3 separate regions of the Homo sapiens genome follow, and regions 2 and 3 are each linked to region 1. Evidence: chromatin contacts called from ENCODE Hi-C or POLR2A ChIA-PET data. All regions are on one chromosome and are shown on one strand. The core of a region is the stretch at or near the end of the contact, and the rest is flanking DNA. Distances in the headings are between cores, read along the strand shown. Region 1 holds the start of TRMO (tRNA methyltransferase O). Region 2 overlaps PTCSC2 (papillary thyroid carcinoma susceptibility candidate 2). Region 3 overlaps NANS (N-acetylneuraminate synthase).

The links. Hi-C counts contacts between places; a loop is a spot of excess contacts on that map. ChIA-PET counts read pairs that join two places held with the same protein, here RNA polymerase II (POLR2A). Pooled maps may share reads with other maps.
Region 2: a pooled map shows a loop between it and region 1 (2.8-fold over the local background). The contact joins the enhancer-like site here to the promoter of TRMO in region 1. A Hi-C loop is called at or near these places in 3 of 50 pooled maps. POLR2A ChIA-PET finds 5 or more read pairs at or near these places in 4 of 52 experiments (A549, A673, Panc1 and 1 more).
Region 3: a loop to region 1 is called in a map of Calu3, with 12 times the contacts of the local background. The contact joins the enhancer-like site here to the promoter of TRMO in region 1. A Hi-C loop is called at or near these places in 7 of 168 maps with a recorded cell type or tissue (CD4-positive, alpha-beta memory T cell, Calu3, IMR-90 and 4 more), 3 of 37 single-sample maps with no recorded cell type and 16 of 50 pooled maps. POLR2A ChIA-PET finds 5 or more read pairs at or near these places in 12 of 52 experiments (A549, CD4-positive, alpha-beta memory T cell, GM12878 and 8 more).

Annotation. Positions count from the first base shown.
Region 1 is chr9:97,920,600-97,924,338 of GRCh38, forward strand. It overlaps TRMO (tRNA methyltransferase O), which reads right to left and starts at 1,901. Exons shown (of 5, transcript NM_016481.5): 1 at 1,819-1,901. The coding sequence starts at 1,894. RefSeq lists an enhancer at 1,504-1,953.
Region 2 is chr9:97,739,589-97,743,327 of GRCh38, forward strand. All of the region lies in intron 5 of PTCSC2 (papillary thyroid carcinoma susceptibility candidate 2), which reads right to left. Among named protein-coding and RNA genes, the nearest start is that of XPA, 44 kb to the left of the region's middle. RefSeq lists an enhancer at 1,895-2,004. Within about 2 kb of position 1,748, at least 5 of the 41 ENCODE cell types and tissues checked have a DNase peak (open chromatin) inside an H3K27ac peak, as active enhancers do.
Region 3 is chr9:98,071,587-98,075,325 of GRCh38, forward strand. All of the region lies in intron 2 of NANS (N-acetylneuraminate synthase), which reads left to right. It also overlaps a transcript of TRIM14 not described here. Among named protein-coding and RNA genes, the nearest start is that of NANS, 17 kb to the left of the region's middle. RefSeq lists enhancers at 86-586, 3,047-3,739. Within about 2 kb of position 1,590, at least 2 of the 41 ENCODE cell types and tissues checked have a DNase peak (open chromatin) inside an H3K27ac peak, as active enhancers do.

The sequences.
Region 1 (3,739 bases), core at 651-3,150:
TTCCTCATTTAAACATTACAACTGTATTAACTGTGTAATAAGTAAAAAGCCAGCAAGCAATCAATGTGGGGTTTTTTGTGTACAGGATTGTCTACACGTCTTGCTCTGAAAATAAGTTCAGGTCCTTTTCATTTCCACCTGTACTATTAAATTACCCTTCTTAGGCTTTCTGTCCCCACTGCAAGTTCTTCCCCTTCTCAAAATACTCTAGACGAATCCTCAACACTCCTAGAGTTTCTTGTGTTATGCTAACTCTTTAACTTTAAACTTTTCATATTCTCCACTGTTAACAGACTTTGTATTTCTTAGCCTGGTACTCAAGTTTCTTCACAATCAGAATCCAAAGGTTCCCACCTCCCTGTTCCATCCAACACTTTAGACTTCTAGCTCCCCAAACCTATACTGTGTAGACTTCTGAGCCCTGGCTTCTGCGTTTTCCTTCCTGTCAAAATATGAGACCTGTAATCGGCAGTGTGCAACAATTTTTTTTAAATAAGCACATTTGGCCAGGTAATAGCACTTCCAAGAAATTTAACAAAGTTCAAACTTTAGAATGTACACAAACATTTCGGCTTCAAGAGCTTTCTTTTAGAACAATGCAAACTGGCAATAACTTAAATGCTCAGTAACAGGAAGCTGGTTAAATTAGAGCACATATCTAAAACAAAGCGTTAGGCTGGTTGCAGTGGCTCATGCCTGTAATCCCAAAACTTTGGGAGGCTAAGGCAGGTGGATTGCTTAAGCCCAGGAGTTTGAGACCAGCCTGGGCAACACGGTGAGAGCTTGCCTCTACAAAAATTAATAATAACAAAACAAAGTGTTAATTTTTTTTTTTTTTTTTTGAGACGGAGTCTCGCTCTGTCGCCCAGGCCGGAGTGCAGTGGCGCGATCTCGGCTCACTGCAAGCCCGCCTCCCGGGTTCATGCCATTCTCCTGCCTCAGCCTCCCGAGTAGCTGGGACTACAGGAGCCCACCACCACGCCCGGCTGATTTTTTTGTATTTTTTAGTAGAGACGAGGTTTCACCGTGTTAGCCAGGATGGTCTCGATCTCCTGACCTCGTGATCCGCCCACCTCGGCCTCCCAAAGTGCTGGGATTACAGGCATGAGCCGCTGCGCCCGGCCCAAAGTGTTATAATTAACATTAACTGCCCTGTTAAGATTTTTTTTTAAATTATTTTAACGTTACTAAACAGGTCGTATAGTACCTCACTTTCCAAGTGTGTATGCAAAGAAACAAGCGTGGAAGGTAGACACCAAGATATTGACAATGGCTTTCTCTGGCAGGTTATTTTAATTTTCTTCCATTTGCTTTCCAGTTTCTAAAGCTAATATATTCCTCTATGAAAACGTGTGAGTAAAGAGAAACAAATTCATGCCTTGTCTTTCTAGGCCCAATTTAAAACTATTTTCTCCCCCAGAAACTTTCCCCCTTCTCTGTCCTCATTCCTACAGCGCAGGATGCCTCTCTATGGCATTTATTAATTCCTAACCCGCCTAACACCATCTCCCATACGCTATGGCAAGGAAACCCCTAAGAGAAAAGCCCCTACGCTGCACGTAGCTGCTCCAGCTACTGAGCCAAGACTACGCAGACAGTACAAGTCTTATAACAAAGCGGAACAAGCCAGATGACGTCATCCCGCTCGCCAAAGCACATCACGTGGTCTCCGCAGCACGTGACCCGTGCCTTCGCCGTAGGTAAAAGAATGACGCACGTCAGTTCCAGATCGTGCGTTTTACACCCCTCTCGGCAACGAAGTCCGCTGCCTGGGCCTAAACCTCTCCAGAGTGTGGCACCGCCGGTGTTGGAAGTTACCTGTCTCCAGAGCCGGCTTAACGCAGCCGCACGGGGTCGCTGTAGGCCGAGGCCCCGACTCCTCCAAGCCGCGCATGGCTACTGGTTGCTGAGGTGCCCACCCGACGCATTCAACCTTCCGCTTCCGCTCTCCATGCCTGACGCATGCGCAGTGGCCTCGCCGGCGAGGTCCCGCGAACCCAGGAGAATGTGCGCGCGCAGGGTGGCGTTGAGGGAAGCTTTGAGTTCTCCATGGGGCTTCGAACCCTATCCCGGGCGTGTGCCCCTCCGGGACCCCAATCTCGTTTATCTTACACACAGCTGCTACAGTTGCCCGCCCTCCTAGGGTAGAATGCGACTCCGGCTTCCCGCGCTTTTTGAGAGGGAACACACCTCCATGAAGAACTCGCAACTATGTCTCTCTCGAAACATTATTAAGTAACCTATACGTCCAGTATGACCCTAATTTTTAAGGGATGTGTATATGTAATTAACACAGAGCGGAAGGACTGGACGTTAAGAAATGTTAAGAATTCTCAGGCACCTGTGGTCCCAGCTACCCAGGAGATTGAGGCGGGAGGATCGCTTGAGCCCAGGAGTTTGAGGCTGCAGTGAACCGTGATCGCGCCACTGCACTCCAGCCTGGGTGACAGAGCGAGACCTCGTATCAAAAAAAAAAAAAAAAAAAAAAAAAAAAAAAAAAAAAAAATTATCCCTGGGTGGTGGGAAATTTTTCCATAATATAAGTTATGCTTTGTCAGAAACAACCCCAAATAAGTCTTATTTCAAGTGTGGTGGATGTTATAAAGGAGCCCTACTATGTGCTAGGGGTTAAGGAGTGGGAACTGTTTCTTGTGCTCCACACCTTACCGGAACTGAAGTGAGAATGGAATTATAAGAGTCAACATGCCATGTGCATTGTGGGGATTATTGTCGTTTCTGGACAGCTCTGAGAAGCTAAGAGCTAACAAGAATCATTTAATCCCATGCAATGACCAGTTGTCCTTGCAATGATAGCCTATCTTTTACCCACTTGTAATGCTGTCTCTCACCTTTAGTAAGTTTCTCTGTATATAATTCTCTTTCTGGGAGAAATTTTAAAATCTTTTATCTTTTTATCTGTTAACATCTGCAGTATAAAATATTCAAAAGCATATGAGTCACAGATTGAAAAGTCTAACAACCATGAAAAGATGTTTCCATGTCTGTCCATTTGTCATTGATTTCTGGTAGAAAATAACCAGCAGGAGGAGCCAAATAATTAAAGATTGTGGTTTAAAAAATAAGATAAAACTGATCAAATTCATATAGTGTCTTTTGGCAGGTCATTTTTACAGGACAACTTGGAAAAGGCTGCCATTTTTTTTAGGAGGGACAGCTCTGTGCAGCTGGAGAAACAAGTTTGAAAATCATTGTTTTATATATATATAGCGCGCGCGCGTGTGTGTGTATGTGTGTGTTTATAAAACTGGGCCAGAATTACTGCGCTTGCCACTAGATGGTGGTGTTGCTAAAAATGATAGTCCCGCTTTATCTGTGGAAAGACTAGATTTAAAGAGATATTTGCCCTCCTGGAGGGCATGGTAGACGTTGTTAATCACACAAAAAAATATGTAATTACCAAGTGTGACAAGTACTGAAATGCAAAGCTGATTTGAATATACTAGGGAAATAGATTGCTACTTCTTTTATAGGTAAAATTTCTCTTGACTGAAAACGGGAACTTAAATATGCAGCACATTTTTTAGTCTATGATTTGAAGTTCTTATTATCTTGTCTGGAATTATATGTGATTATTTGCAGTTTATAAGACTTAACCTCTCCTCCAGATGTAAGACCTAGAAATCTGCCTTAAAGAAATGACCTAAATAATTATGTAGTCTTCAGCTTGTACTACTTTGAGAAACACTTCTCAGTAGAGTGATTCTTAACCTCTCATTTG
Region 2 (3,739 bases), core at 498-2,997, 180 kb before region 1:
ACTACTTGCATTTGAATCTTTGTCTTAGAGTCTGCTTCTGGAATAACCCAAACTAAGACTACCACCTTCTAAAAAAAAAAATGGCAGAGTGGGTGAACCAGCTGGCTACATAATGGCAAATATTGTTTATATGAAGTAAGTCCAAGTTAGGTCTATACCTCCATGCCCTCTCACCACTTGCCTGCTCCTTTCCTGGCCCCACCCTCACCAGTCTTGCAAGTTTCTTCACCACTCATGAAGGAGGGGAACACCTGTGAGGGTGTCACAAGTCATGCTACCAAGAACCAGAACCATACAGGGCTTGACTCCATCCCTGAGCCCCTGGGTGACAGTTTCCCATGGCTCTGACAAGGTGCTAGAAGTGAGCTGGCATATGCTCTGCCTTCTCAGACAGGCTACTGGTCTGGTCTGTCCTGGTGTCTGTCAGACATGAGCCCAGCCTTATGTCACCCAGTTCCTGAACTGACGACTCCCCAGGATGATCTATGTCCCTGATAGCACAACCTCTAGACCACTGGGTCTGAGGACCAGAGTGGTGGAGCCATGGGATGCTGGAGCAGGAAAGTCATGTAGGGACTGGGAACTTGTTCTAACCCTCCCATTGTTGGGGGGATGCCTTAGACCTGGGAGGACAGGGTCTTGTCCAAGGTCACACAGTGCAACAGGAGTGGAATGGGGCATGAACTCAGGGTTTTTTCTTTTATTTCCAGTTCAGCATTTTTGCCTCATTAACAGACTGTATGGAAAGAGGAGCAAGGGGGCATGGCAGAAGAACAAGGGCCCCGGATTTCAGACTTGGCTTGAAACCCACTTTTGCTGTTAGCTGTGTGACCTTAAGCAAGTTACTCAGTTCCATGTGCCTCAGTTTCCACGATTGTAAAGTTGAGGTTCTATTAATCATCCAACAGGGTTGTTAGGAGGCTGAGCAGAGATAATTGAGATGGAACACACCTGGTAGTAACAGATGCCCAATAAGCACCGGGTGACTCTGAATCTATAAAGGGATCCCTCTTATTTTACAGCCTTCCACCTGGATGACACTCAACAAATTTTAAACAGAAATATCCTCATCTTCTTCATAATCACTTCTGGAAAATTTACAGCAGGGTCTAGTGCAGAATTTCCAGATCGTGTGATTCAGAGTTCTGCTTCTGAGAAAAGGTGCCATGTGAAAAAAGAAGGAGCTACCAAGTAAGTTTGGAAAGGGTTGCATTAACATCGTCCACGTTAACACACTGCAGGACTTCTGAGGGCCTTCGCTTAACTTTTTTTGTCAGGAGCACTAAATATCTCCTAGTCTTTGGGGATGCTGCAGGGAATAGGTTTGGGAGACAGCTGGTCTACTGGAAAGGCCACCTGACTGAAGCCTTGACTCTTTTATGTCTCTCACTTACTCATTGTGTGCAGTTCCTGAACCATTAGAACTTGTTTCCTCACTGGTAAAATGAGAAGGGGGATGATAAGTAAGGGCGTTTCCGGTTCTGATGCGCTGGATCTTGAAGCTCTTCTCCACCACTAGCGCCCTGCTTGTAACCTTAGCACACGCAACTCTGAACAGGAATAGTCCTGGGAGAAGGGCGGAAGGTTCCAGGAGGGCGCCTGCCTGCCTAGAGTCCCCTTGCCGGTCTCACCCTGGAAAGGTAGGCGGAACTAGAACAGGCGGGCCCCACTGCCTGCAGCCTGCGAGGAGACGCCAGGGCTGCAAGCCCCCCCGCCCTCCTCCGCCCCTGCCGGGACAGTCAGCCGCTAGGGGATTAGGAACGGGCCCAGCGCCCATTCAAGCCATTCAGCGAGACAGGAAGCCAAGCGCGCTCCTGCCCGCCCGCCTCTGCCGGGCAGGTCTGCGGGATGACGCGCATTGTGCTGGGGACTCGCCCAAAGGGAGGCCCAGCCGTGGGGAAAACCGCGTCCCGCGGGAATCCGACGCCCGGTGACGGGGGCACCTGCAAGGCTTCAGGGCGAATCCCTGACTCCCAGCCCGGGGCTGAGTCCTCGTGGGGCCGCCTCCGCGCTGCCCAGTGCTGCCGGTTATCTGCTCACAGCGGGTGGCTCCGGGCCTTCAGGAGCGCGACGGGCGCCATCCCTTCCAGTGCCTCCCGGGACAAGGCCAGGGTCATCGGCACACGGAGTTTCAGCCCGAGTGCCGGAGTCTTTCTTCAGGACAATGCAGAGATCTGCACAAAAGGCAGGCAGGCGGGTGAGGACAAGTTAATCTCTGTGAGCCTGGAGGCTCTTGAAGGCCTTGGGGGAACGGGCATGTTCATTTTCTCTGCCTCATTGGAGGCATCGAATCCTTAACCTAGACAAGCTGGATCTGGCTTTGAAGACTACTAGAAGACAGGGATTCCTTGTCGGCTCCCAAAGGCCGGTGCGGGGAGGCTCGCTTGAGCCCAGGAGTTCAAGACCAGCCTGGAAAACATGGTGAAATCCTGTCTCTATGAAAAAAAAGAAGAGGAAGAGGAAGAAGGAGAAGAAGGAGAAGGAGAAGAAGATGAGGAGGAGGAGGAGGGAAGAAGGAAGAAGAGGAAGAGGAAGAGGAGGAAGAGGAAGAAGAAAAGAAGAGGAAGAGGAAGAGGAAGAAGGAAGAAAAGAAGAAGAAAGAAGAAGAAGAGGAAGAAGAGGAAGAGGAAGAAGGAAGAAGAAGAAGAAGAAGAAGAAGAAGAGAAGAAGAAAGAAGGCGGCCCAGTGTCTTACTCCTCTTTAGTCCCAGCTATTAGGGAGGCTAAGGCACGAGGATCGTCTGAGTCTGGAAGTTTGAGGCTGCAATGAGCTGTGATTGCACCACTGCACTCCAGCCTGGGCGACAGAACGAGAGACCCTGTCTCACACACACACACACACACACACACACACACAAAACAAAACCACACACACAGGAAAGAAAAAAGAATGATGGGCTTTCACTGTCTGGGATCCTGCTGGATTTGTGCTTTGGCTACTGCAGAGTGTTGGAACTTCATGCATTTCTAATTTGGCCATGTCTGTGTACCACCTGTGTGGGATACTTCTCCAGGCGACCTTGGACTCATCCAGTTCTACCCCCTTTCTGCCTTGTAGTTCTCAAGAATAACTGTAGAATATGCTGGAAGGGCAACATCCTGAGATAGGGAGTGGCTGGCTGGAACAGCCTGGCTCTGTGCCAGTCCTCCCCAGAACAGAATGTCTTTCAACGCTTTAGTCCAGCGAGTCTTGTTTTCCGGGGTATAAAACCCAGGACAGGCTGCTTTCCAGGGTCCTCCGCTGCCGTACAAGTGGGAGACACACAGTCGAGATTCCTTTCCCCTGGACAGCTTTCCGGAGCCTTAGGGCTCAGGCCTCAAATGCGTCCTACGCTTCTACAGTCCCTTGCTGCATCTCTGTAAGCAGTGAACCCACTTCATGTAACTTGTTGTGTGTGGGCGTTCTATCTCATCCCACTCAGACAAGTTGGTAACCAGTACACAGTGAACCTGATTCACAACTTGTAGTATTACTGATTCAACGTTTTTCTTATATCAACTTGCTTATTAAATTTTTGCTAAGCTGTATCTGTGAAATAAAATGAGATTTATGTGCTAGTAGTTCCTACTACAATAAAAATAATTTTCCAACCATTAAAAATGATTTGTCCCTGATGACCTAAAATCAGATTGAGACTCATCAGTGCTAAGTTAGAGAGATGGGATTATATAGTCTGTAAGTGCCCTTCAAATCTTGAGAGCTCCTGTATTTTGTGTTTTTACAGAGTATTTTGTTTAAT
Region 3 (3,739 bases), core at 340-2,839, 150 kb after region 1:
GCTAGGACATCTGGGTACTTGCAGGCTGGGACATCTGGGTACTTGTCCTGGCTTTGTCCTTAACTCTCAGTGTGACCTTGGTGAGCCCCTTCCCTGCCTGGGCCACCATTTCATTTTCCGTGTGTGACCAAGCTACCATCCAGTGGTTCTCTCTATTCTGATGTCCTGAGTCAGCGCAGAACCAGGGAAGATGTCATCAAGGTGACTTGCACCTGGATTGGGGACTTTTCTGCTTCCGTCCACGTTTCCTGGAAATGCAAGCTCCCTGAGCTCCTGGATCTGACCTAGGAGAAAGGTGCCTCCTTGCCCGTGAGGCTGCCAAGGCGGAGTCACTTCTTTAGGCCGTGCCCTGCAGGTGGCATCGGTTGAGAACCCGGAGCAGTTGGGTGATAGGGAGGAGTCTGGTGTTTGCAGCGGGGCTTCCTCCTTGGTTTTCCTTCCCTCTGCTCCCCAGGCAGCCCATTTGCTTGGTGTCTGTGATGGGTGTTTTAGAGTCAGGCTCTCTGAGCTCAGCTCCTGGTGCTCACACTCTGTGTGGCTTGGGCTCCTCATGTAACCTTGGAGCCGCAGTGGCCCCCGTCTGTAAAAACAGGATTGTTAAGATGCTCCTGGGGCTATCTGGAGGATTCAGGGAGCTAAACCCGTGGGGTGCCAGCACAGGGCCAGGTCTACACTCACCCAGCGATGGCTGTTCTGTGACTCAGAACCCTTTGGAGTTTTTCTGCCTCAGCCTATTTGGGCAGGTAGGTTCCTCTGGATGAGGAATGCCTTTTGTCCCCAGCTAGTCCCCTGCCTGACCTAGGGCACAGGCAGTGAGGGAAAGTGCATTTTTTTTTTTTTTTTGAGACGGAGTCTCGCTGTGTCGCCCAAGCTGGAGTGCAGTTGCGCAATCTCTGCTCACTGCAACCTCCACCTCACGGGTTCAAGCAGTTCTCTGCCTCAGCCTCCCGAGTAGCTGGGACTACAGGTGCCCGCTACCATGCCCAGCTAATTTTTGTATTTTTAGTAGAGACAGAGTTTCACCATGTTGGCCAGGGTGGTCTTGAACTCCTGACCTCATGATCCACCCACCTCGGCCTCCCAAAGTGCTGGGATTATAGGCGGGAGCCACCGTGCCCGGCAGGAAAGTGCATTCTTTAAGAGCCTTTACGAGAGTTAATTTACCTTGCCCTCTGTCAAACTGTTGGAGGTAGATTGGTTCCTTGTTCTGTATTTACCTAGCAAGTGGCTCCCAGTGTTTACCTACCCTAACTTCCTTATAGAAACAGGCATTTATTGAATGCATATTTTCTCCACACTGTATGCTGTTCTAGGGCGTTCTCTGTGTGCTGAGGAAAGGTTAAGGTGTGGCAGAATTTTATTAAGGCCAAGAAAACCGTCAGGGCTTCTGGTTGAAAGTTGCACCAAGGCTGTGGAACTCAGGTGAAACAGCAGAATGTCTTTAGTCTAAAAGGAAAGTTCTATTGAGAAGGCAAATGGAAGCCATGACCAAAAAGGTGACTCCTGAGGGACATGCTCTCCTCACACACAGTGGCCATCCCAGCAAAGCCGCCCTTCCCTCCAGCACCTGCCTCTGTCCTAGGCACGGTGCCCTCTGACAGGCTGCTGCCCTGAGGCTGGCCCAGCCTATTTGTGGCTACACCCTTCCCCTGACTCCCTGTTCTCCCCAGCTCATCACCATGGGCTTTTTTTTTTTTTTTTTTTTTTTTTTTTTTTGAGACGGAGTCTTGCTCTGTCACCCAGGCTGGAGTGCAATGGCATGCTCTTGGCTCACTGCAACCTCCACCTCCCAGGTTCAAGTAATTGTCCTGCCTTAGCCTCCCGAGTAGCTGGGATTACAGACACACACCAACACGCCGGGCTAATTTTTGTATTTTTAGTAGAGGCGGGGTTTCACCATGTTGGCCAGGCTGGTGTCAAACTCCTGACCTCGTGATCTGCCCGCCACGGCCTCCCAAAGTGCTGGGATTACAGGCGTGAGCCACCGCGCCTGGCCTGGGCTTCTTTTTTTTTTTTTCCAATCCTGAAGGATCCAAAACCTGAGGGGAGAGGAAGGGACTTTAGAAAAATCTCAGCTCCACTCCTCTCTTTCCTTACCCCTGACTCAGATCAGCAGTTCCCAGAGTGTCCCACAGGACACAGTACAGAAATGGGGTTCTGTGGGCACGTGTTGTCCACCCTCATTCATTAATTGATTTAGAATCAATAAAGGGTTTTTTGGTTTATTTTTTGTTTTGTCACCCAGGCTGGAGTGCAGTGACACGACCTCAGCTCAGTGCAGCCTCAACCTCCTGGGTTCAAGCAATCCTCCCACTTCAGCCTCCTGAGTAGCTGGGACTGCAGGCACACACCACACACCCGGCTAATTTTTATATGTTTTGTAGAAACGGGATTTCGCCATGTTGCCTAGGCTGGTGTCAAACTCCTGGGCTAAAATGATCCTCCTGCCTTGGCCTCCCAAAGTGCTGGGATTACAGGCATGGGCTACCATGCCTGGCCAGAATTAATAAAGTTCTGAGTCGAATAAGTTTGGGAAACACTGGGTTTGGAACTCAGCTAAGTTGATTTACTGGGACCCTCTAAGAAGGCATTAAGGCAGGGTAGTGTTTCTCCCAAACGAGGCTATCCATGGGACCCATTTCTGCATGTTGAACTCAGCTGGGAGCCCGAGGAGAGTTGTACATGCCTGAGCTCCCTTCAGACTCCCACAGACTTTGTGCTATGGGGCAGGAGGGAGAGAGGAGTGCTGAGGCTGCCGGGCTGCATGGAACCCCAGATAGAGGGAACCCGATAGCACGGTCGGCAGGCTAGGGGAAGTCAAGGAGTCCCTGAAGAGAAAGGGGTCACCAGTTGCTGACCCAGCCTGTAGTAGCCCCTAGGCACAGCGATACTGTCTTAGGGCTGAAAGTTAGGATCTTCCAGATTACTCAGATTCCCTTTGCCCGATGGCTCTGAGTGGCAGTTTTCTAAATGTCCACTGGGTGGCGCTGGCTCCCCAGGAGGCGGCAAAATGAGGCGCCCCTTCCCTTTCCAGCAGGAATTGGCCTTTTTCTTTACTTGAAAATTACAGAATTCCATGCAGATTTTACAGCCTCTGTAGGTAAGCTTTCACAAGGTGTTTTTCTGCACTTGTCCCCCCTCCTTGCCCCGATCGCTCTGCCCCTCTCTTGGGGGGGTTTCTGCTTCTGTTTATGCCCTGGTGGGCCACACCACACTCCCACAAGATGAACATTATACAAAAGAAAACTCAGTGGAAGGTTCCTTCTTTAAACAGAAAGCACTCTCTTCATCTGCCAAATGAAGTGAGAAGGGTAGGAAAATTAGATTTTATTGAAAAAATATATTTAAAACTGATGTTTTTTCAGTTCTGTCTTAGGGCTAGTTAGCAGTGTTATGAGACACAAACAGGAAGGAGTGAGGTGGAAAGGTATGGAAGGTACTGGGCATGGCAGCTGAAGCTTGCAACCCCAGCACTGTGGGAGGCCAGGGTGGGACAACTGCTTGAGGTCAGGAGTTTGAGAACAGCCCGGGCAACATAGCAAGACCCCATCTCCACAGCAAATTAAAAAAAAAAAAAAATTAGCCACATGTGGTGGCACGTGCTTGTGGTCCCAGCTACTTGGGAGACTGAGGCAGGAGGATTGCTTGACCCCAGGAGTTTGAGACCAGTCTGGGCAACATAGCAAGACCCCGTCTCTACCACAAAAGAAAAGAAAAAGATGGAAGGGGAAAAGAGAAG